Regions from separate parts of the Mus musculus genome. Here all the other regions are linked to region 1. The links are chromatin loops, found by intact Hi-C in ENCODE. Cell type or tissue: heart. All regions are shown on one strand.

What was found. Hi-C counts contacts between places; a loop is a spot of excess contacts. Peaks named below come from ENCODE experiments on the same cell type or tissue, not always from the same donor. Only the 100,000 strongest peaks of a DNase experiment are listed, where the experiment ranks them.
Region 2: it touches region 1 in a loop (7-fold over the local background); 18 of 42 quality-filtered maps call a loop at or near these places.
Region 3: it touches region 1 in a loop (5-fold over the local background); 14 of 42 quality-filtered maps call a loop at or near these places.

The regions. Positions count from the first base shown.
Region 1 is chr11:99,146,852-99,154,851 of GRCm38, reverse strand. Ccr7 (chemokine (C-C motif) receptor 7) reads left to right here. Exons shown (of 3, transcript NM_007719.2): 2 at 5,768-5,817. Among named protein-coding and RNA genes, the nearest start is that of Ccr7, 4.2 kb to the left of the region's middle. In heart, no CTCF peak of the experiment used is centred here; DNase peaks (open chromatin) are centred at 4,771, 5,611 and 7,421; H3K4me3 peaks cover 2,300 bases; H3K27ac peaks cover 4,265 bases; H3K27me3 peaks cover 1,484 bases.
Region 2 is chr11:98,971,602-98,979,601 of GRCm38, reverse strand. It overlaps Rara (retinoic acid receptor, alpha), which reads right to left. Exons shown (of 9, transcript NM_009024.2): 7 at 7,816-8,000; 8 at 6,932-7,090; 9 at 4,660-6,182. The coding sequence ends at 5,965. Among named protein-coding and RNA genes, the nearest start is that of Gjd3, 7.4 kb to the left of the region's middle. In heart, CTCF peaks have their summits at 4,071 (motif pointing left), 5,781 (motif pointing right) and 7,191 (motif pointing right); DNase peaks (open chromatin) are centred at 4,081, 5,841, 7,171, 7,791 and 4 weaker places; H3K27ac peaks cover 1,277 bases; H3K27me3 peaks cover 619 bases.
Region 3 is chr11:98,914,620-98,922,619 of GRCm38, reverse strand. It overlaps Cdc6 (cell division cycle 6), which reads right to left. Exons shown (of 12, transcript NM_001025779.2): 8 at 7,432-7,532; 9 at 5,602-5,666; 10 at 3,215-3,417; 11 at 1,807-1,947; 12 at 1-1,504. The coding sequence ends at 1,415. Among named protein-coding and RNA genes, the nearest start is that of Cdc6, 11 kb to the right of the region's middle. In heart, CTCF peaks have their summits at 149 (motif pointing left), 701, 4,145 and 6,049 (motif pointing left); DNase peaks (open chromatin) are centred at 109, 3,409, 4,169, 4,809 and 1 weaker place; H3K27ac peaks cover 361 bases.

The sequences.
Region 1 (8,000 bases):
GGTGGCTGCTTTCAGAGAATGCCATCCCGTTGGATGAGGCATTGGAGAGAGGATGTACCTGCTCTTTCAGACCCAGGGGAAGGAACAGCTGTGGATGCCAAGACAGACACAGGCATAAAGTTGGGTCCTCTCAAGCAGCAGGCAATGAACAGCCTGGTAGACTGACCTTGATGCCTGGATAGAACACGTTCTCAGCTGGTAGGGATGGGTGATGTTCTCTGGCACCTCTGGGGACTAAGAAAATTCTCTTTAGAGAGTTCAGGACACCCTGCTCCCACTCTGGGTCCCTCCTTTCTGTCCTGTTAAACCAGGATTTGAATCTCCTTGCTCACGAGAAGAGTGAAACTGATGGAAACTGTGCTGTGCATAGTGCAATACAAATACTAGCTGCCACCTCTGCCTCTTGTTGTCTCTGCCTGTCATCTGTCTGTCTGTCTCTGTCTGTCTTCCTCCCTCCCTTCCTCCCTCCTACACATCCCAGGTTTTGTGCCTCTTGCAGGTTAAAGGGTGAATGACTAACATAAAATTGAGTGGCCCAGGGGGCACTCCACGTAGAGAAACTGTAGCCAGCACAGCACAGCCCCTAAAACAAAGCCCACACACCACAGCCCTCTCTATAACAAGCTATTCTACCAGGCAAGCCTCAGTGTCTACTATAGCAAAGTGCCAAGGGGAGTCCAGCTCCAGACACCCCAGTTACACATCTTAAATCTCGGCTGCAGAGTCAGACTCGGCTGGGGCTGGAGGGGCCAAGTTCCTAGAGTTCCGCTCACCAGCCTCAAAGCCACAAGGGGTTGACTTTAAAAAGTGAAGGTTCCCTGGTGCTGTCCTCACACCCCCTCCAAGCCACACCACAGCCAGCAGCATCTTTATCTGTCTCTCCTGCCCAGCGTGCATTGCACCCTAGATCTAGATCCAGCTGTGGAAGGTATATAGTGGGGTCCACCTCTGCTGGCTATGAACTCATGGGAAGCAGGATTTTGTTCTTACACCTCTGCCTCTCAGATGTTTTGGGTGTAAGTAAAAAGTGTTGATGGGAGGGAGGGAGAGAGGGATGGAGGAATGGATGGATGGATGGATGGATGGATGGATGGATGGATGGATGGATGTGTGGATGGATGGATGGATAGAATCAGCCTCTCTAAGTATATTTTAGAAAGCAAATATCTATTCCAGCTTCTCCTCCCACCTGCCTGCTTTCTAAGCCTACACCTCAGGTATCTACCTCCACCAGCCATAGTCTCAGAGAACCCACACCATCCACCAAAGATCTTCTCCACCTTCCTAAAATGTGGCTCCCAGAATAGGGAAAGGTTCTAAATTTACAGCATTTGCCAATTTCCATGGTGTAAATTTTACCATCCCAATTGACCTTAGTCGGTCCCATTAAAGGTCTAAATGTTTTGACACAAAAAGGAGACAGACACCTGCCTTCCTTGGCACTTGGGACACTATAGAGTCTCTCCTGAACTAGGTTTGGGGATGCTAAATGCATGGCTTTGATACAGGGGGTGGGGCAAACTCTGGTCCTGGAAGAAGAGATAGTCTTGCTTTTTTACTCAACTTAAGAAGCACCCTAATAGCTAACTCTGAAATGCTGGTGTGAGGGGAAACTGCTTAAGAAGTTTTGCTCAAAACAGGCTCCGGCGCCGTTGGAAGGGCGGGTGGGCCACAAACTATCTGTTTTTCACTCTTTGTCTACCTAGTAGGGACAGGAGGTGGGTGAGAAGGCCTAGGTTTCTGTTATACAAAATGAGAAACTACAAACCAGGGCTGAGCTGGCCTCTTTCATGATTTGAATGAGCAGCCCTGATATACCCTTCCTAACTTCAAGACATGGGACCACAGATCTCAGCACAACATCTCAAAATCAGAGAAGGGGAGGGGGTGACAAATGAACCCATAAGAGACTTGTGTCTCACAGCTCAGCTGTAGATGGCAGTAGAAGAGAATTCAGGGTCATTCTCTTGTGGCCCTCCAGAAACCTGGCTGTGGAGAACACTGGAGCCCAGAGTAGCTAGGAAAAAACGCTCCTCTGTGTGGTATTGTCTTCCAGTCATGTGTCACTCATTGAGAACTTCTTGAATACAGAGTCTGGTGGGGAACGTAACATGTATGTCAACACGCAACACCAACAGTGAGAGACACAGCACTCCTGAGGGGGCATAAGGACAAGATTCAAAAGCAAAAAGCAAGGCTGTGAACACGTGTCCAGAAAGCATGGCAATTGTATTTTGAAGGGTGTGTAGAAGTTGTCAAACCTAATAAAGAAGGGCCAGGTTGTAGCCAGATCTTCAGACTCTACAGCCTTAAGCCAACAAAGTAAATGAGGCATCCGAGTGTCAGGAACGTGACTGGCACACAAGCCTGAGGAACCTGAGCTTGTAGCCTCAGAGTTTAAAAGCTGGCTGTAGCAAGGTACACACGTAATACCTAAGCCTGCTTAGGGAGGCAGGAATAATAAGACTTGCTGGCCAACCAGTCTTCAGAATTGGCAAACTCCAGGTTCCATGAGAGACACTGATGTCAGCCTCTGACCTCTGTATGTGTGCACACCCATACATATATGAGCACACACCTTGAGCTCATAGTCAGTCAGCTCTGGTGAAGGCAATAGAGCAACAAGGAAGGGGGAATGGTGTCAGCTGATGGGAGTCAGGGAAATAGATGTGCCAAGAAACAAGCTAGACTGGGGTGGCCCTTACAGCGCTGTGTGACAGCACCAGGGAATCCATACACCACCCTAAAAAGAATGGGGGCCAGCAAAGGTCCCCCACCCTTTTCCAAATAGATGGGCAGATAGATGAAATGTGTGTTTTGGAAGGAGTAGGGGACAACAGATCCTTGTATCAGGACAGGGGAGGGACCAACATCAAAAGATGTGGAAGATCGAGATGTGGAAGCAACAGACACGAGTGGCCAGAAGCAGTAGAGAGAGCAAGAGTGGCCTTGATCTGTGGAGGACCCTCCACACCCAAGGCTCATCAGTAATGTCACATGACTCAGCCATTAGAACCCAGGCTAGATGTTCCCCTTTCCCATCTCTGATCTATTGTTTAATAGCTATGTGAATCCAGAGGAACGACATAACATCTCTGGGCCTGTTTCCTAGAATACAAAAGGAACTTACAAGATGTTATGAGGGGGGAGAGATGTAGGGAGAGGAGCTAGGAGTGAGGTGGCCATGGCCAGGGGCTGGGTGTCCTTAGGGAAGCCTTGTGCTGACAGTTCTTCCGTTGGGGCTGATTGTCACGTGGGGTCTCACAGGGTATCCATTGAGGACGGGGATGGCAGCGCCTGTCTCACGTGGACAGCGCACTTCACTGAAAGCTCAGTGGGTGCCAATTGCATCACTGAGTGACAGCGTTGGTGCCCTAATAACAAGATCCCACCAGCTCTCACATCCCTGCCTCCCATCTGCGGGCTGGGTCCCTGCTTCAGCCTCTGCCCTTTCTCATGTCCCCTACAAGCGGCTGAGAAGGTCCAGAGAGAAAATCATCACCTGAGGTGTCTCTCGGGCCAGATGATAAGCAGCCATGGTTTCCTGGGCAGCCTGGAGGGACTGGGGGAATGTACAGATGGGAGCTTTAGGACCTGAGCAGGAGGCGACTGGCTTCCCAGGCTGGGAGCTGGGGGCGGGGGAGGGAATTGAGTGTCAGGCTGAGGCAGGGCAGGGCAGGGGAGTTGGGATGGTGTCGGGCTAGAGTGCTAGGGAGTTTTCCTTTCACCTTAATCATTCTGCAAACCCAAGAACTCAGGAAACACCGAACACCTCAATCAACAGCTCCCCCACACTGGCATTCCCAACTGCCCGTAGCTCAAGAGCAGTTGCTTTCTGACTATTGAGTCATCTGACTCACCAACACTGACCAGGTCCCTCTGTCACCACACGTTCAAATTCCCCCAAATTCTCCTGTTAACTGCCTTGAACATGGCCTGTCCTGGATCTACAGGACCCCGACTCACCCACCCAACCCCCACCCCCAACCTCATATCCAGTATCCCTGGAATGAGACATCAATTTTGTTCACACACCCCAGAGCCCCTCCGGGTTTGTGGCTACAAAAGAACCGGGACAGAACCCAGAGTAAAACAGAAACAGTTCTTGTTCCTTAGGGGTTTCTCCACGTCCCTGACAGTCAGATTGGGCTTTCTCTACAGTAACCGAAAGCCGTTGATGGGTTGAAAGAAACCTCGAACGCTGAACCCCGAAATGAGTCAGGGAAGGGCGGGCTGTGCATCAGACCCTGAAAATCCTATAGTTGAGAATGGGCATGTGACCTCAAGCTCGTGGGGTGGGGGTGGGGTGCCAGGGGTAATTCAGTTGGGGGGGGGAATGTGTGAGAGAGATGAGCTGTGAAGCCACGTGGTGATGTTCCCCTTCCTGTCTCCAAACGTTCTAGTACAAGCTGATGATAAGGGGACAGTGGCTGTCTGTCCCCAGAAAAAGATGGAGCTGGTGAGGCATGGGCCCCACGCTAAGCCTAAGCGTCTCTCTATCTCTACAGCTAGGATTTCGACTTATGGTTAGGGATTTAGGAGGGAGGCAAGATAGGAATAGAGGGCAGAGTTAGCTTCAGTAAGACGTGCTTACATAGCATGGAGGAGAATGTAGAGGGGAAAAACGTTTGTCCGGGTCACCCTGATGCCCTTCCTGCCTGTACTGAGTGACCAAGCGTAGCCTCCTCAGCCTGGAGTACATGTCAGGTACCCTGGGTGTCATGTAGCCTAGTCTCCAGCAGGTGGTGCTATGGCCAAGGACAAACAACATCTGCGTTTGAACTGTTTCCCTGGCCTCAAGAGGTCCCCCAGACTCAGATTGGGGAGCAAAGTCCTACTCTGGACTGCAAGACCCATAGGGTCTGACTCTTCCTGTAGATCTGAAGAACTGGGATTCAAGGGCTGGAGAGGGGTGCCAATAGCAAAGAAGGCGGATCAAGGGTCCCCAGGGGTGAGACGGGAGTATGTGGGGTAGAGGTCTGGGGTGGGGGGCATAAGATGTCTGCAAAAATTACTTTTCCAGTTGTCCTCTTGCTTAGCTGTCAGGAGAAAATACAGCCCAGGCTGGCTCAAGGCTCAGCTCTGAGCAGAATGAGGAGTGGTCGCTGTCATATGCAAGCCTGTTCTAACCAGTGGTCTCTGTCTGCAGAGTATTCGAAAACACGTTGAGGGAGAGAGAACAGATTCCCATTTCCTTAGCCCTTAGAACATCTGTGAGGCTTCACATGTGGCTGTCTGTGCCCTTGACCATCAAGGAATGCTCCCAGGCCGGTGGATCTTGCCACCAAGGAAGTGTTGAACATGTGTGCATACATCCCGACTACCACAGGGCTGTGCATCATGTGGAATGGGAAGTTGGGGGGGGGGGAGTCAGGACCCTGTGCGGAACCAGCAGTCTGGAGGAGTTATTGGGGTACAGTGGATACTGCAAACCAGCAGCAGCCTAGACTGGCCAGGGCAGGGGAGGGGGGAGGGGAATGGGAGGGGGATGGGAGGGGGATGGGAGGGGGTGGAGCCAGCTGTTCTACTTCTTTCCCAGACCTGGGAGTAGAAGCGGAAGGGAGGGAGGTGAAGACAGGGATGCTGGGCAGCAGGCCAGGTGTTCAAACACACAATCTGGTTCTGATGTTCTCTTTCAGCAAGCCCGAGGTGCCTGGAGCCTGGGATAAAAGTTCCCAATGGTGCCCCTGCCCCACCCCCGAATGTCTCCTTAATCACCGAGCAATTTTTACCGGGGCGGTAACATCATCTCCTTTGTCTCCTCTAGGGAAACCCAGGAAAAACGTGCTGGTGGTGGCTCTCCTTGTCATTTTCCAGGTGAGGCTTCCTGCCAGGGCAAGAGCTCTCTTCCCTCCTCCACACCCCCTCCCCAGCCAGGAGTGCTGGAACACAAACAGACCGCTGCAAGGAACGAAAGGTCTAGACACAAACCCACCTGCCGTTCACGGCCCCTTGCCCCCCCCCGCCTCCCCCCACGAAGGGGGCAGGCATTCTCTGGACTTCCATTGTCCCCCTTTAAAATAAAGCCCAGGGAGACGTAACCTACCCCCACCCTCGTTCTTCCCAGCTCCCACCTCCTCACTCAGGAGACAGAAACAGTGTCTGAGATCTCTTAGACTTGTGCAACACAGGGCTTAGAGTGGGCCTGGTTTTGCACATAGGTGCACACATCATCTGTGAACTGAGAAAAGGACCCTCGGTCGGGCGCTCTGGTTACTCCCCAGTCACCCAGAGTTGCTTCCTCTTGCCTTTCAGTCCAAGGGTCTCCTTGTAATCTCATTCTGTTTTCCTTCATAAAATAGAAAGACCTTGGCTTGGCTTGCCTGTGGGGAGCAGGAGGGAGAATGAGTGGAGCCCGGGACCCGGGTGGAGAGGACGGTGAAGGGAACACATAGTGGGTCTGAATTCTGCAGAGCCAAGAGCCCACTCCGTTCTCTATCCCAGCAATGGAGGCAGAACGTGTGTCTCCCCAACCACCAGAGTCAGGAGAAACTCTGAGAGTCAAGTTTCCTCAATTGGGGTAGGACTCTCTCAAGGTGGGGAATGGCCACGGCCAGCCTGGAGAAGCAATGCTTCAGGATTTGACTTTCTCCCAGGTCCGGAGGCCAGAGGGGGAGCTTTCCAGGAGCTCAGGCCAGGCACAGGCCCCAGGCTGGGCACTGTTCCCCAAACCCCTCTCAGAGGCCCCCTGGAGCTTGGGTTGCAGCCCCTTAGCCTGGCCCTTTCCCCATCACCACTCCCGCCCCTCCTGTACTGCTGGCTGGAAGGCCAGAGAAGGGTAAAGACATCTGTGGCTGGTTTTTGTCTTTCACTTGGGAGGAAGGGGGGGGGGGGTTCAGACAAGGCCGGATGTGGTGGGGCTGTGGGCTGCAGAGGCGGCAAGCTTGGGGGAAGGGGTGTTGAACAGGAGGGAGAAGAGAAGACTGGGAGGGAGGTGGTGTGGGAGCACACTTCATAGAAGCTGGGAGTTCTGACCTCCAAAGGGTCTAGAAGCCCTTTAAGCCTCTGGGGCCGCAGACCTAAGGCCACAGACCCATTCGTGAAGAGCCAAGCGCAGCTAACCTCTCCCAGGGCCCCCAGGCTGCAGTCAAACCTGGACCAGGGAAACAAGGTTGCTATGGACTCTTCTTCTCAAGTTAGCCATGCCCCAAGAAAGGGCTCCTGAACACCACTTTGTCCTTATCCTGTCGGTAGGCTCACAATGGTGGTGCGATCTGTGGATCACCACTGAATGACTGAAAATCTCCTACCCAGAGGAGGAACCCTAAACTTTCCAAAGTGGGCCTTCAAACCACCCCACCCCCTCCCATCTGTGGTGGTCCATCCATCACACACAGGCAGACGGCAGGCACCCCCTCCATTGATAAAAATCACAGCAGCTGCTGAACCGTCCCCCACACGCACCCTGCAGCCCTGCTAAAGGGCTAAAAAAAGCCCAGAACAGCTGAGCCCTGCTGATTGGGATCTGCCGGAAGAGAGGCAAAGAGGTGTGGGAAGAGGGTGGGAACACAGAGGGAGAGTGGGGGAAGAGAGCCGCTTCCTTCCAGGGGCACAAGCCGCCATAGGAAGGCAGTCACATTTACCCAAGCACTACCCCACAGGCCCTACGGTACATTTGTCTACGCGCTGAGTGTAGTGGGTACCAGGGAGCTGTGAAAATCCCCATGTCTCTTATCAGCAGTCCCTCGACTGAAGTTTATTCCTACAAAGGAGCTTTGATCTTCTCTTCCTGCTTCGGACCTTCCTCAACCTTGAACCTAACATAGGGGGTTGTTTTTTTGTTTTTTCCCTCGAAAGCTGAGGCATTTTGTAGCCCCCACCCCAAAAAGAAAACTCTCCTGGGACCCAAAAGAGGCTCCAGAAGAAAGACACACTTTCCCCCCACATCACAGGGTCCCAAACCCCACAACGGTCCAGCACAGGAGTTGCGATTTGCCTCTATCTCCCAGACACAGAGAAGATGTGCGATTTCCAGCTCAGGGCTCAGCAGACCCCAAAGC
Region 2 (8,000 bases), 180 kb after region 1:
AAGCCGTTTCCAAGAAAAGCATTCAGGTATTCAGGTAGCCAGTGCCAAACCTCGAGGTGGAGGTGTGCCAAAGCCAACAGAGAGACTAGTGTGGCTGGAGTTGATCGAACATGGATGGATGTGGTAAGGAGTGGCCAGCAACTTAGAAACAGTCCATCAGATCTTTTTTTTTTTTTTTTTTTTTTGGTTTTTCGAGACAGGGTTTCTCTGTGCAGCCCTGGCTGTCCTGGAACTCACTCTGTAGACCAGGCTGGCCTCAAACTCAGAAATCCGCCTGCCTCTGCCTCCCAAGTGTGGTCCACTCCCTTACTGGCGCACCTCCACCTGGTGGGACCACCTCTGCCAGCTGTTGTCCAAGCATCTGCAGCTTGTTTTCTGTAAGACACCAGTCACCTACACCTCTCTCATCAGCATCTCCTGTGTCTGGTGTTCTCCGCCCCTGCAGCAGCTGCCCAGGATCGTCTGTTGCCTAGAGCTGCCCACAGCCTCTGCTCCTGCCCTAGATAGCGCCTTTTGAACTTAGCCTTGCCAGCATAAATCTCCCTTCAGGGCTGAATGCTGCTTCTGTCACCCTTGTCCCAGCCTCTGCAGCCGCACCTTCTCCATAGTCACTCACAACCAGATGTGAGCTGCTGACAAATTCTGATCACAACAAGCCACCTAATTATCCCCACACCCCACACAGTTAGTGTCCCGAAGGAAGGGGACTCATCTGGCATAGATTCCCGAGTCTCCATAGGGAAACGCTTCTGACTTGGTCCATTACTGATCTTCCGAGTCCCTCTGTCCTCTGTTTGCGGAAGGAAGATGAGTTTTGGCACGACAAGAGCTCAGCTAGGGGTGTGTCTGCCTCCAGGCGACATTCCCATAGCCTCCGAGGAGGCATTATGGGAATCCAAAGTGTAGAGGCTGCAGGCGGAGTGCAGTTTGGTGGAGTGCTTGCTGAGAGGGAAACCATGGGCTCGATCCCCAGGCACGGGGAGGTGGAGGCAGGAGGATCAGAAATGCTGGGTTATATCCTTGATTATATAGTGAATCCAGGGCCATCCTGGGATACCCGAGACCCTGTCCAAAAAACAGAGGGTTGAGTAGGCTGGAGTGAACTACGTGTGGCGGCATACAACTGTAATCTCAGATTCTAAGAGGCTGAGGCAGGAGAATCTCAAAATTCCAGGCTTGCTCGAGCTACAGAGCAAGACCAACAGAGATGAAGAATGTTGTTAATCATTGTGAGCACCCAGGATAAACTCTCACAGGACAGGAAAAAAAAAATACTAACAATAAATTTTTTAAAAAATCCCACTCAAAATGTCACCACTAGACCTGGGTTACATAAAAAGACAGACAATGTCTTAAAAAATAAAACAGGTCAGGTGTGAGCGTGCTCCCTTTTAATCCCAGAACTTGGGAGGCACAGCGAGAGGAGCTCTGTGAGGAGCACCAAACGTAGCATCTAAACAAGTCAGGACTCCATCGCAAAACCCTGTCTCAAAAACAGAAAAATCTGGAGAAACTGCTTCACAGCAACGAACTGTGGAACAGGAAAGACAGCTCAGGCCCAGCAAGTCACCACAGGGAAGACACTCCGCCAAGAGGGGCCTCACCAACACACGGGCCTCTTTTAGGTTGTTGTCAAAATGTCCTGTTAGCATTTTGTGGAAAGGGACAATGAACCTCAAGATAGCTCGCCAAAGCTTATCTGTAAAGTTCCAGAGGCTGGAGGGATGGTGTAGCCTGTGGTAAAGCGATTGGCCTGAGGGCAGGAGAACCGAGATCAGATCTTTAGCATCCACCTAAAAACAATGGGCCCATTGATGCAAATGCAGGGGTATAGAGGCAGTGGAGTCCTGTGGCTTGCTGGCCAGCCCGTCCAGGTCCAGCCACGTTTGTGAACTCCAGGCTCAGTGAGAGACCCTGCCTAAAAGATACTGTAGGCTCAGGTCAAGCCAGCCACAGTGAATGGGAAAGGGGGTCACCAAGCCCCACCCCAACTGCGGAGCTACTGGCAGTTGCTAGCTCCTCGGAGAGGGAGTGAGTTTTCTTCAGGGATGATCTAGCAGGTGGCCCTATACCTATGGGTGCATAGGCAGCACCAAGTAGACTCAGTGGGTTTTTAAATAGGGCACATGAGGCTGGAGAGATGGGTCAGTAGTTAAGAACATGAGTTGTTCTTCCAAAGGACCAAGGTTCAAATCCCAGCACCCACATAGCAGTTCACAACTGTTCCAGGGGTTCTGATACCCTCACACAGACGTACATGGAGGCAGAATACTAATGGAAATAAAATATAAAAAAATTAAAAGGGCACATGAAGTTGTTGGGGGCACTGGCGAGGGGGCAGAAGTGGGGGAGTGGGGATGGAGGTGTATTTGATCAAATTCAGTATATGCAAGTATAAAATCTCAAAAAATAGGTAGCTGAAGAATTTCAAATATACACAAAATCATCACACAAACTTTCAAAAAAAATTTTTTTAAAGATTTATTTCACGTATTTGAGTACTGTGACACTGTCTTCAGACACACCAGAAGAGGGCGTCAGATCTCATTACAGATGGTTGTGAGCCACCATGTGGTTGTTGGGATTGAACTCACGACCTCTGGAAGAGCAGTCAGGGCTCTTAACCGCTGAACCATCGCTCCAGCCCCTCAAAGTATTTTACTACATATCTGTGTGCACACGTGTATGTGTGTCCACAGTATGAATATGGAGGTCAGAGAACAGCTTGTGGAAGTTGGTTTTCTGCTCACACGGGTCCTGGGGATCAGCCTCAGGGTGTCAGGTTTGCTGGCAAGCTCCTTTCCTGCTCTGCCATGTCACCCAGGCCTCACACAACTTAGTGTCCTATTGGACGTTTGTTCACACAGTCAAGAGCCACTTGGAGGGCCCAGAGAGATGGCTGAGCAGTTTAGAAGGCATACTGTTCTCCCAGAGGGCTTGAGCTCAGTTCCCAGCACCCCATGTCAGGTGATTCCATCTCCAGGGAACCCACCATCCTCTTAGAGTCTGTGGGTATCTATCTGCAAGCACACAGAAACATGAATTGTACAAAGTTGTCAGTTCACCTATTTTGTGTATGAAACAATGTTTCCCCCTTTTTGTCTCTGGACCTTAGATAGGTCAGTTTGTACCTCCACCCTCTCTTTAGTTTCCCTATTTCTTGTTTGTTCTGTGCTGGGGACAGACCTCAGGACCTGCATATGCTGAACAAGTACTCACTTGCTTGAACCACTGCTAACCCAGAACCCTTCCTCAGTTGAGTTTCTTTTCTCCTCCTGTCTCTCTCTCTCAACAGGGTATCTCTGTGTGTAACCCTGGCTGTCCTGGAACTCAATCTATATACCAGACTGGCCTCAAACTCAGAGATCTGCCTGCCTCAGCCTCCCTCTTCTGGAGTGCCTGAAGAGAGTGGCAGTGTGCTCACATACATCAAATAAAGAAATGAATTAAAAAAAAGATTTATTTATTATATGTAAGTACACTGTAGCTGTCTTCAGACACCCAGAAGAGGGTGTCAGATCTTATTATGGATGGTTGTGAGCCATCTCTCCAGCCTTAAAGTATTTATTAATGTAGTGAAATCCCCTACTCTTTGTTCTTGCTTTATAATGCTATGTGATAGCAAATACCCTGGTTTTTCCTTTTTTAGGGCAAGATTTTACTATGTAGTCCAGGAACTTGCTGTGTTATACACCAGACTGGCCTTGAACTTGTAGTAGTCCTATTGCCTATGCCTCCTCAAGCACATACTGGTTCTTGTAAGGCCATGTACATTTATTTCAGCTAAATAACCACGTTTGAAAATTACTAGTGGGGGCTGGAGAGATGGCTCAGCGGTTAAGTATACTGACTGTTCTTCCAGAGGTCCTGAGTTCAATTCCCAGCACCCACATGGTGGCTTACAACCATCTGTAATGGGATCTGAGGGACAGTATATCACATACATAAAATAAATAAATAAATCTTAAAAAAAAAAAAGAAAAAGAAAATTACTAGTGAAGTATCTTCCCAATGCTCCCGAGACAGTGAGTTAAGTGAGCAGCTGCTGCCACCTAGTGGCTGACATAGACATGGCTAGAGCCTCTAGGGAAAGAACCGGTTGGCTCAGCTTCCCTGCCAAGGACAGAGGGACTCCAAGCACCTTGGGGTATGTGATGCATCTGGTGTCTCAGAAGTGTTTCCCCAAGGAAGAACCCCAGGTTGAGCAGGGACCCTGAGTGCTCAACTTGCCACTGTGTGTCACCCTGGGCAAGGAAGGACATTGGTTTCCCTGGGCTGAGATATGACAGTAAGGAACTGATAGTGGCAGGATTGTGAACATCAAGTGTAGCCACTGGTCTGTCACTGGGTAACTTCAAGGCCAGGGGCTCTGAGGCCAAGGACTGGCTTCCTCTCTCAGATTGTGGGGAGGGGCTTTCCTCCTCCTCCTGCTCAGCTCTCCTTTCCCAGAATCCCCCGCTGTAGGTGAGACTCTCCCTGCCCCCGGTTTGAGGCCACTGCCAGATTGGGTCTATCTCAGCTCTCAGGGTCTCTGGCCAAGTCTTTGGCACTTAGTGCTTGTGCCAAGCCACTGTGACCCAGAGCCTGTAGAAAGTTCCCATCTTGAGTCCCCTGCCCAGACAGGGAGAGGAGAGGGTGGAGGCAGAGAGGCAAGAGGCATTATAGAATAAATAGAACTTTATTCTTTCTCCAGTAGATCTCAGTGGAAACCCAGCAGGAACAGGTGCGCCAGTGGGCTCCAGGGTGAGACCCCACCCAGGCAGGAGGGCAAGGTAGAGCCTGCTCCCCCAGCCCAGGGGTGTAGGGGAGGGGACCCCCTGGAGTCCCGTCCTGCGGGGCAAGGAGGGGGCCAAGAGGGGTTGGGGGTAGGCTGGGGGAATTGGAGGAACTCAGGCCGTGTGTGTGTGTGTGTGTGTGTGTGTGTGTGTGTGTGTGTGTGTGTGTGTGTGTGTTGAAGGGCCCCATGGGGTGCTGGTGGCTATGAGGCTGGGGGCTGGGGTAACTTGGACCCCTTAGCCGGCCCCTTCACAGTGGGGCTGGGGCTTGGATGAAGTGAGCTCTGACGGGCAGTGAGGAGGAACAGTCTATCCCAGGGGCCCTAGCTTCACCCTTACCCTGATTATTGGTGGGTAGGGGGACAAGCCAAAAGCCAGGATCCTCTCCTCCCAGGGATAGCTGCCCAAGATGCCCACACCCAGTGGCTGGGCAGAGGGGGGAGGGGAAGCTGCTTTCCTGCACGGGACAGGGAAGGTGGCCTTGGAAAGTTAGTATTTCACAGTATTAGAGAAAACTGAGGAGCAAAGACTGGGATGTGGGAGCATCTGCTGGGACATCAAAGGAGAGGGGATCCCTTCCGAGCCCTGCCCGTCCCCGGGACCCACCCCCTTCAGCTCGAGATCCAGCTCCCCCAATACACAGCACAAATTCCTTCAGTATAAATGTGCTTAAAATGAAAATTCTTATTAAAAAAAACCAAAAAACAAAAAAACAAAAACAAAAAAATTAAAATAAAAACAAAACCAACGAGAATTAATATCTGGGGATTGGTACGCAGGATATGTACAGGGAGTCTCCCCCACCCTGGGCACCCTCTGTCACCATCCAAAGCGGGGGTCGGGGGGAAGTCCCCATCTGGGGAGCGATGGCTTGAGTTCCGAGGACAGGGAGCCAGGTCCCGGCGTTTGCTGGTGATGAAGACGTGGCAAGGTGGGTGAGGGCTCAGGCCCAGGTCCTCATGTGGCTCAACGCCTGGCCCGATGCCAGCCCAGGCTGCCGGAAGAGGGCAGTCCATCTTGGGTCCAGGCCTCTGTCCACAGAGTCACTGCCTTCTCCTTCCTGTCCCCCCTGGAAGGTACCCAGTTCTGTCTGAGAGGACAAGCGGGCCCGGGGCCGACAGGTCACACGGCCAGCAGGAAGGCAGAGAAAGCCAGGGCAGGGGTGAGGGCTGTCCGTGTGTCGAGGTGGTCATGGGGATTGGGTGGCTGGGCTGCTTCTGTGGGAGCTGGGACTGAGGCTGGGGCTACAGCTACCCGGAGGGGGGGCCAGGCCACCCCCATCTCGTGTTCCGCCCCCCGACTGTCCGCTTAGAGTGTCCAAGCCCTCAGAGTTCTCCAGCATTTCCTGGATCAGCGGTGGCATGGAGCCTGGGATCTCCATCTTCAATGTGATCACCCGTTCAGCTCCTGTGGGGAAGGAGGTGGGGGTCAGAGACCTGGCCCAGAAGGGAGGGTCACAGGGTAAGGGGATCACTGCCACCCACCTGGGCATCTACCACGCACTGCACCTGCACCTGGGGCTTGTGCCCGCATCACAGGCCTGCTCTCCTGAGCCCATGGTGTGGTGACTGGGTGAAGCATTCTAAATTCAGGCTTGGCTTATCTAGATTTGGCCCCTATGCCTCATGTTTAATCCAGCAGGTGCTTCCAAACACCATCGCCATCCCTCCACTGCCCTCCCACCCCCCAGGAAAATGAGGCTCAGAGCTGGCAAATGCAGTTTTCACAGACCACACCCACATGACCTATTACGGAGGCCTGTCTTAAAGTACCACGGAGAAGTGACAGCTAGAGAGTCCCAGCCTAGACAGATGGGGACATGCCAGGTTCAGACGAGGAAGACACCATGTAGATGCCAAGACGTGAGGTGCCAGCTTGACTGTGGGCAGTGGTCCTAAGCCAGTCCTGGGTGGGCCTTCCTCTAGGTCAATGGTTCTCGGCCTTCCTAATGGCGCAACCCTTTAATACAGTTCCTCATGTTGTGGTGACCCCCCAACCATAAAATTATTCTGTTGCTACTTCAAATCTGTAATTGGGCTGTTATGAACTGTCAGGTAAACACCTGACACGAGGCTCACTGTGAGAGTCATGTGACCCCAGAGGGGTTTCGACCCCTTATGTTGGAAACCACTCCTGGTGGTGAAGATGACACTCACCCTTGGCGCTGATGCTCCGAAGGTCTGTGATCTTCATCAGCATCTTGGGGAACATGTGGGGTCGGCTGGGCCTCCGTTTCCGGACGTAGACTTTCAGTGCTTCCAGCAGCGGCTCTTGCAGCATGTCCACCTTGTCTGGCTGCTCCAGGTCCTGTCGGTCTGAGCACAAAACTGTCCCTGAGCAGGAGCCCCACCCCACCCCTAGCCAACTCCACCAACCGAGAATACACACAGCTGCTTTCCCAGATCTGGCCACTTGGGGGCGGGTCTGCCCAAGTCACAGAGGGCAGAAGGCTGCTCCCATATACCTGGCCACAGGGTAGGCCAGGAAGGGTCTCTGGGCTGGTAGGCAAGAAGAGAAGCTTTCTACTCTAAAAAAAAGAGTGGGGTGTGGGCTTCTCAAAGCTCAGCAGCTATGGTGGTGGAGATGGACACCCCTGGCCCAACACGGGTAGCGCTCCTCATAGAAAGCAGGGACGTCCCAGCAGGTCACCATCATTACTACAGCAGTGTGACATGGAATAAAATAATAATTAACATTAACTGTTAACTGGGTCTTATTCTTTTTGTTTGTTTTTGTTTTTCGAGACAGGGTTTCTCTGTATAGCTCTGGCTGTCCTGGAACTCACTCTGTAGACCAGGCTGGCCTCAAACTCAGAAATCCACCTGCCTCTGCCTCCCGAGTGCTGGGATTAAAGGCGTGCGCCACCACGTCCGGCCTGGGTCTTATTCTTGACCCAGGTCTCAGATGAAGATCACAGACCTTCGGAGCTTATTCTAGACTGGTGCTTGCTGCCTGAGACCCTGGTCTTGTGTGCCCAGAGTCCGGACCTGCCCCTCCAGGCCTCCACATGCCTCCTGAGAGCCACCAGCGCCTCACCCACCTCCACAGATGAGGCAGATGGCACTGAGCAGTCCAGTCTCAGCATCGTCCATCTCCAGGGGCAGCAGCTGGTTGGCGAAGGCAAAGACCAAGTCGGTGAGGGGGCCAAAGCCAGCGTTGTGCATCTGAGTCCGGTTCAGGGTCAGTCCATCTGAGAAGGTCATTGTGTCTTGCTCAGGCGTGTAC
Region 3 (8,000 bases), 230 kb after region 1:
GACAGTTCATCCCAGGCATGGTTTGCTCCCAAGCACTTAGCCAGGTACGAATGCATCAGCAACCTCCCAAACAAGTCGGACTCAGGCACCTTCCTGCCCCTTCCCTCAAAACCACCCTTGCCCGGGCCACACTTTCAAAGCGGCGTTGTAATGGTGCCCTCTGGTGTCCCTGTCACAAACTGCCACTTGATGCCAGGAAGATGAACTTCTCTAGGGAGCCTAGAAAGAGGGGCTCAGATGAAAATTCATCCGGAGCTGCATCCTATTGAAACAATGGCTCTGTCTGAGGGAAGCTAACCCTGAGGCAAAGTGTGAGAGAGTATTTCCACTTGCTAGTTATTTTTAATTTTGTTGTTGTTGTTTCTGGAGTCTCTGTAGACCAGACTGTCCTGGAACATGTCTGAAACACAGGGACCCGCCTGCCTCTATCTATCACCTGCGGGCTGGGATTTAAGGGTGTGTACTACCAAGGCCCGATGAGAAGGTATTTTCTTATTAACCTCTGAAAACCTAAGCTACCATGGAGTGTGGCTGCTTAAAAAGACGAACACAAACCCATAAAATGGCTTGAAGGGTAGGCGCTGGTCGCCAGCCAAGTTTGATGGCCCGAGCTCAGTCCTAGCGGTCCACACCGTAGAAGGCAAACAGCGACTCCTGCTGCTTGACTCGGATATGAACACCTATGTGCCCGAAAACCCAGAGACAACAAATGCAGCCCAGACAAACGAAACTTGAAAATAAATATATTCACAATCTGTAGTTATTCTCCTCGTCACCCCCATACTGGTGGGGAGCACGGGAGATTCTTCATCAGTCCTTAAAAAGTCCAGGGCAGCAACACCTGTCACATGAATGAGGCATCCTCTGAACACAATGCCCTTCCACGGAGGCTCGTAAATTTTCCTGGATCATTCCATTTCATCCTTCTAAACTTCAAAGTTCTTTACAAAATATATCCTTTGTAGACAGAGGTAATACATACACACACTCTCCAACACAAGTCCGTATATACTCGTAGGCACTGTGTTTAGGAATGTGAAAGGGGAAAAGTACTGAACATTGCTTTAAAAAGGGCCACTGTTTTTATTCTTACAGAGTCTCATGTAGTCCAGGCCAGCTCAAGCTCACTATGTAGCAAAGGATGGCCTTTAACTCTTGACTCTATTTCCCAAGTGCTGGGATCACAGGCATAAAAGTCACCACACCCAGCTACTCGGTCATTTTTATGGGTAAAACCAGTAAGAACCAAAGATATCAGCCAGCGCTAACACTCATGAATCCATACACTAAAATTTACTGGTGCGGAGTAAAAAAGGCCGTAACTGTTTCCAAACGACCTTACTAAAATGAAGATTCTGGGGGCTCTCAAATGCCAGTGGGAGGGACACCTGCAAGTGCCATGAGTAAGAGCCATTCAGGGCAGACCAGCAGCGAGGATGTTCCCGGTGAAAGCTTTGCCGTTCAGGACATGCTCTATTTCCTTTTCTTCAATCTTCAGAGACACCTGGAAAGAGAAGAGGTCTTTCTGTGATGACGAACATCGGCGCTCACGCATGCACACACTTGCAGGCGCACACGCTGTTACACCCCCCTATCATATTCCATTCTCCTCAAATGGACAGGTTAACTGCTGCCATCCTCAATGGCCCGAATCACATCACTCCGTTGTCCTCACATCCTAAGCCCTAGCTGGCAGAAAAGCAAACTGTTCACTAGTCACTTCTAATCGTTACTTTGGCAGAGGACACGCTCGCCAAGACAGGACAATTAAAAGCAGGGACACGCACAAAAAGCCATTACTTGTACCTTGGTGAGGCGGCTCTCCTTATTTTTCTTTAATCCCACAAGGCCCCTGGACTCCAGGAGTCCTGAAAGGGACAAACACTCAGACTGGTCTACGGCCGTCACCTGCTGTTTGCGACAGATGCTACTGTAGGCTTCATATAACTGGGAGGAAATGAGGGAGAACAAGTGTCACTTACAAGCCACATCTCATAACCTTACAGATGAAAAACAAAAAGAAAGAAGCCCAGAAACTGTGTCTTAAGTTATCTGAATATCTCCCCTCCCACTTTTACTGACCCCTCGAATTGGCAACAGACCTTCCGAACCCCCAATACTTTATGTGATTCTTCTTTAAAAAAAAAAAAAAAAGCTAGAGTGGTGGCATATGCCTTTAATCCTAGCACTTGGGAGGCAGAGGCAGATTTGAGTTCGAGGCCAGCCTGGTCTACAAAGTGAGTTCCAGGACAGCCAGAGCTACACAGAGAAACTCTTGTCTCCAAAAACCAAAACCAAAAAAATTTATTATATGTGAGAACACTGTAGCTGTCTCCAGATGCACCAGAAGAGGGCATCAGATCTCATTACGGGTGGTTGTGAGCCACCATGTGGTTGCTGGGATTTGAACTCAGGACCTTCAGAAGAGCAGTCAATGCTCTTAACTGCTGAGCCAGATTTATTTTATTTTGTGTTTTGCTGCCATGCATTTATGTATGTGTACCATGCTCATGCCTAGATGCCCACGGAGAACAGAAGAGTTGTTGGATCCCCTGGCACTAAAGGTACAGATCCAGATGTTTGTGAGCCACCATGTGGGTGTTGGGGATGGAACCTGGGTCTTCCGCACAAGCAGTTGTTAGTGACTGCCCAGTTTTCTTACTCTAAGGTAGAACTTAGGAACGGGACTTTACGTAAGTTTGGGGAGGGGTTGGGGGAGGACCATAGATGCAAAGACAAAGGTGGGTTCTACACAGCCCTGGCTGGCAATCACCCTGGCTCTGCCTCCTAGCTACCAGGATTACAAGTATGGTACCGCTCTATCTGGTTCATGGCTAACTCAGTTTTTAAATTTTCGGGTAGGGGGCTAAGGGTGGTGAGACAGGATCTTTCTGTATAGCCCTGCCTGGCTCTCCTGGAACTCACTAGGATTAGACTGGCCCAGAGTTCAGAGATCCACCTGCCTCTGCCTCCCAGAGTTTTGTTATTAAAGGCGTGAGCCACCACCGCCTGGCCTCAACTCATGTTTCTGAGACAATGTCTCACGACGGTGTAGCCTTGGCTGGCCTAGAATTCCCTACATAGACCAAGCTCTGGGTCAAATGTAGCAAAAGCTCCACTCGGCCCTGCCTCCTACTCATCGTTAATTCCCAGGGCCTTTTGGAAAGTAGCTTTGGCAAAGCCTCAGCCCCACCTGCTGAGACGCGAAGCTTACCTTCCCCAGGGTGACCTCTTTGATTTTCAGCCGCCGGGTCAAAAGCAGCAAAGAGCAAACCAGGATCTTCTGCTGGAGAGGAAGGGAATCCTGTGTGTTTTCTTGGCTCAAAGTCACCCTGTTCCCATCAACTTCCGAAATGACTTGGGATATGTGAGCAAGACCAACGCGCTTGGGGACCGGCGACTCGCTGGGTGATTTACCTGCAAAGTAAGCAAACTTTGTCCAATTCAGTTCCTTTCCTTCCCTCCTTCCCTTTGTGTAGCTGTCCTCAAAATCTGTCCTCTGCTTCCTGAGTGCTAGCACCACCACCATCTGGCACTTTACTCCATTTCGAAGATAATCGCCTGTGTATGTGCGGAGACACATGATGCAGGTTTTAGCTAAAGGAAACCCCCAGACCCACGTAACGGCACAGCAGAGTTCTGTTTCTGGGGCGGAAGGTGAGGGAAAAGGCAGTTCCAGAAAGCAGGCTTGCCTTTTCTCTAGGAAATAACGACCCAGTCATCTTGTCCTTTCGGATGTAGTTTCGTGTTGAGAAGATAACGAATCTACCCTCCTGAATAAGCAAGAACCCAGACAGATGCCAGCAAGCCTGGCTAACGGCCTCAGAGGTTGGCCGGGGAGTGAAGTCGGGCGCCATAGCACTTGCCTTGCTCAAGGACCCTCAGTTAATCCTCAGCCTAAGACTCTGAAGCAAAGACGACTGCCTGATCGTTACGAAAGGAAAAGGAACAGTTGGAAAAATTATCTAATATTTTAATTAGATATGAGTCAGATGGGCGGGTAAGCGTGGCCAGGAAAAGTCAGTCCCACCTCAGGCCCCGCCCCCAGACGGCTTTCCCAAATGACCTCTGAGGTTCAGTCACAGTGTCCAAACTATTTGGCAAGAAACTTGAGAAAATGCCACGGGCTAGCCTAGCATGTAGTACCTACCCTCCCCAGAGCCGGAAGCTGAGCACAGCGGTGAGCACACAGAGGCCCATGGCCCCACTGTTTGGAGAAGCACTGCTGTGAGAGACAGGGCTTGCTCTCTAACAACCCATGCCTGCAGTTACTTCCTGAGGCCATCTGCACTTGCCCCACACCAATCTGCTTCGATTGCTTTACCACAAGCAGGAAGCTGCAGAAGGCTAATAGAGAAACCAGAGCTCCCAAACGGAGGAGCACAAGTCCCACAATGAAGGGAACTTGGAAGTCTCTCCTTACTCCCCACACAATGGCAAAGCCCCCTCTAAAACAATCCCAGCACGACACCTACCCCATTTTCCTGTTTCATGGTTTAAGAGTCCCCTGTGCTGGCCCTGAACTTGTAGTGACCATGCTGAGTGCTGGAATCACTGGTATGGCCCACCATCCTGGACGTCTCGCCAACTTTTTGTTGCCTATCTTCAGTGCTGGGGAACCTTTATTTCTGTGCATTAGAACATTCCTTGTATTTAGTTGAAGTCACCGTCTGTATAGCTTACTATACAGCAAGGCCACTGAAACCAGTCCTAAATGCGTATCAGAAGTCAAAAGAGGGGATCAGGTTACTTCTGTAATCTAGACCTGGGAGCTCTTTCAGCAGCGTGTGCCAGTGCTGATCCCAGGGCCGCTGACAAGCCTGTGTGTCGTTGCTAAGGGACGGGAGCCTGTAAGGACGGGATAACCTGAGGAGCCAGAGAGAGCAGTCTCAGTCTACAGATCGGGCTGCACTGCCCACTCACTGTCCCAGCACTAATGCTGGTTACTTTTTGAAACCCTTTAAACTGTCTCTTCTAGTAAATTCGGATGAAAAAGAGGAAGTTTCTATCTTGAACTCCCAACTAGAAGGAAGGAACAAGTCAGATCCCCTTGTTTCTAAAGATTAACACTGGACACGGAACACTGGTAAGTATACAGGCCACAGCCGGATGACATCTGCCAGTGAAGCAAAGGGAGAGCAGCGTTGTCCGTGACAGCCATGGGGTCTTTGTGCTCTGCTTTGCAGACTGCCCCGAGACGAACTCCTGATCTGATGCTTGCTCATAGCATCTTTTTTCCTTTCTCCCTTCTACGTACCAGGCATTACCTTCTCCTACAGATGGACCTAAAGGGCACCCAACAGGCCCAGAGAGAAGGCGGCTCAACCTTGCAACCTCCTTTTCGTTCCCAGAGCCTTGGAAAAAACCTTACTCCTCGAGCCCCTGCATTTATGAACACCCCTGGGGACTCACAGCCAGTACCACACAGCCTGACACTGACAGGCAAGACTGAAATGACCTACATCTAGCACACCCTGCTCCCTCTTGTACCTGCTGTGTGAAGGCAGATTTAACTGTGTCTGCCTATCTTTCCCTCTCCTCATCAAGTCAATTCAAGGTCTCTGTTTAGAAAGGCCGACAGCAAAAGGGTAAGCTACTCACATTCGGAGAGTGGTTTGAGGACTGTCTGGCTCCTGACATCCGACTCCACAATTTCTATAGCTCGCCTAAAAACAAACAAACAAAATTTTTTTTTCCTAAAATTAATTTAGTATGGCCCAAACCAAATACCACACCAAGCCACCAAACCCCAAACCAGAAACATTAACATTAAAGAAAAAAAAAAAATTAAGGTTGGGCTGGAGAGATGGCTCAGCGGTTAAGAGCACTGACTGCTCTTCCGAAGGTCCTGAGTTCAATTCCCAGCAACCGCATGGTGGCTCACAACCATCTGTAATGGGATCCAATGCCCTCCTCTGGTGTGTCTGGAAACAGCTACAGTGTGCTCATATAAATAAAAAGAAAAAAAATTAAGGTCCCTTACAAATTTGGTGCCACAAAAGGCAAGCTCTCAACCACCTGTAACTTCAGTTCCAGGGGATTTGATGCCCTCTTCTGGCCATCACAGGTACCGCATAAACATACTATACAGACACAGTCACAGTATACATGCACACAGCTAAAACAAAACAAAACAAAACAAAAGTAAATAAATCTTAAGGGGTGGGTTGGAGAGATGGCTCAGTGGTTAAGAGCACTGACTGCTCTTCCGAAGGTCCTGAGTTCAAATCCCAGCAACCACATGGTGGCTCACAACCATCCATAATGAAATCTGATGTCCTCTTCTGGAGTGTCTGAGGACAGCCACAGTGTACTTACATATAATAATAAATAAGTCTTTTTTTAAAAAAGAAAAAAGGTCTTAAGAGGCCAGTTTACATAGTAAGTTCCAGACCAGTAAGTTACCTGGGAGACCCTGCCTGAAAATCAACTGGGTTATGTTGTAGCCTAAGGGAGACTGACCTGCCTTTAAAATAAAAATGCTGGGAATTTCGGAACTACTACTACCCTTCTTGCTTTTACAGATGTCAAGTAGGCTGTCATACACTGAGCCAGTAACATTCTAGATGAGGAAAAATGCCCCGGGTAGACGGGATAGGCAGTGTGGAGGCTGGACAGCATTCCCACACAGCAGACCCCAAAGAGGAGTTCTCAGATATAGGACACATGTTGGCTAATCTTGCTGGCCTGCATGGCCATTACTCATAGCTGTCGTCTTTACTCAAGGAGTTTGCTGACTGGGGTGAACTTTCTGTCTAGATCATGCCATCTAGCAACAGGGAGAGCTTCCTCTCCCACTGTTCTTTCTAAAGTGCTTTGCCCACAGGAGGCCATGGGCAGACCTGGATCTTCTGTAAGGCAATAGGGGGAAGTGGGACCAGCGGGCCAGCACAGCAAGGATCATTTTAATGGACCCAGTGCCCCTACCGGGAGGAAAAACTTTCATCAGTCAGCACAGAGGCTTTCCCCAGCAGGAGGGGCTGGGGGACAGAGGAGAGAAAGAGGTCTAGGGTAGGACTTGCGGGACCACCAACTGGAAGGAGGAAGGGGTGCCCACAAAAGCAGAGGAAAAAGAAAGTCTGAAGGCAAAGATGGTTCAGGTCCATAAATAAACCTGCTTGAGACCAGCGAATGGAAAAGCAAACTGGAGTCTTTTTTAATACAAATGTAATTAACCAATCTATAATCACCACGGGGAGTGCCGGCAACATCTCATTTATTTCTCCCTCCGTAGGTAATGGACTGATAATGTCTCAGACATTAACATGGTGGAGACCCAGCGCTCCCCACTGAGAAACAAGTCCTCTTTTCTGAGCATGGATGGAAAGAGGCAGTGTGGAGCCTCTTAAGTCACATTCATCTGAGCGACACCAGGTCACCGACAATGTTTCCTCTTTTTTAATAAAAACAGTCAACAGTGCTATAACTCACCTGCAAACATCCAGCGCTTTACGGATGTCTCCTGAAACAGCAGACACTTTGCGGGCACAGAACTGGATCGCAGCACTGTCCAGAACCTGGTCTTTTGACACCTTCAGACAAGACCCAGAAGACAAATTTGAGTCAGGCTTAGTCAACACTGGCCCGAAATCCTAACTAGTAGGAGACTACAGCAGGAGGATCTAAAGTCAAGTTAACACAGTGAGACTGACTCAAATAAATATATAGTAAATAGAAATGCAAAATAAACAGAGCTCAGTATACAACACTTACTATTATTAGCCTGAGTACTGGTAATAAATAGAATAAAAAGTTTTGCTGGGCAGTGGTGGTGCACGCTTTTAATCCCAGCACTTGGAGGCAGAGGCAGGCAGATTTCTGAGTTTGAGGCCAGCCTGGTCTACAGAGTGAGTTCCAGGACAGCCAGGGCTACACAGAGAAACCCTGTCCCGAAAAACAAAACAACAAAAAAAAGTTTCTCTTAGCAAATTAGATTCTAACCATATATAAGTATTTTCATAGACTAAGTAATTTTGGGAGTGGGAATGTATGCTCACAGC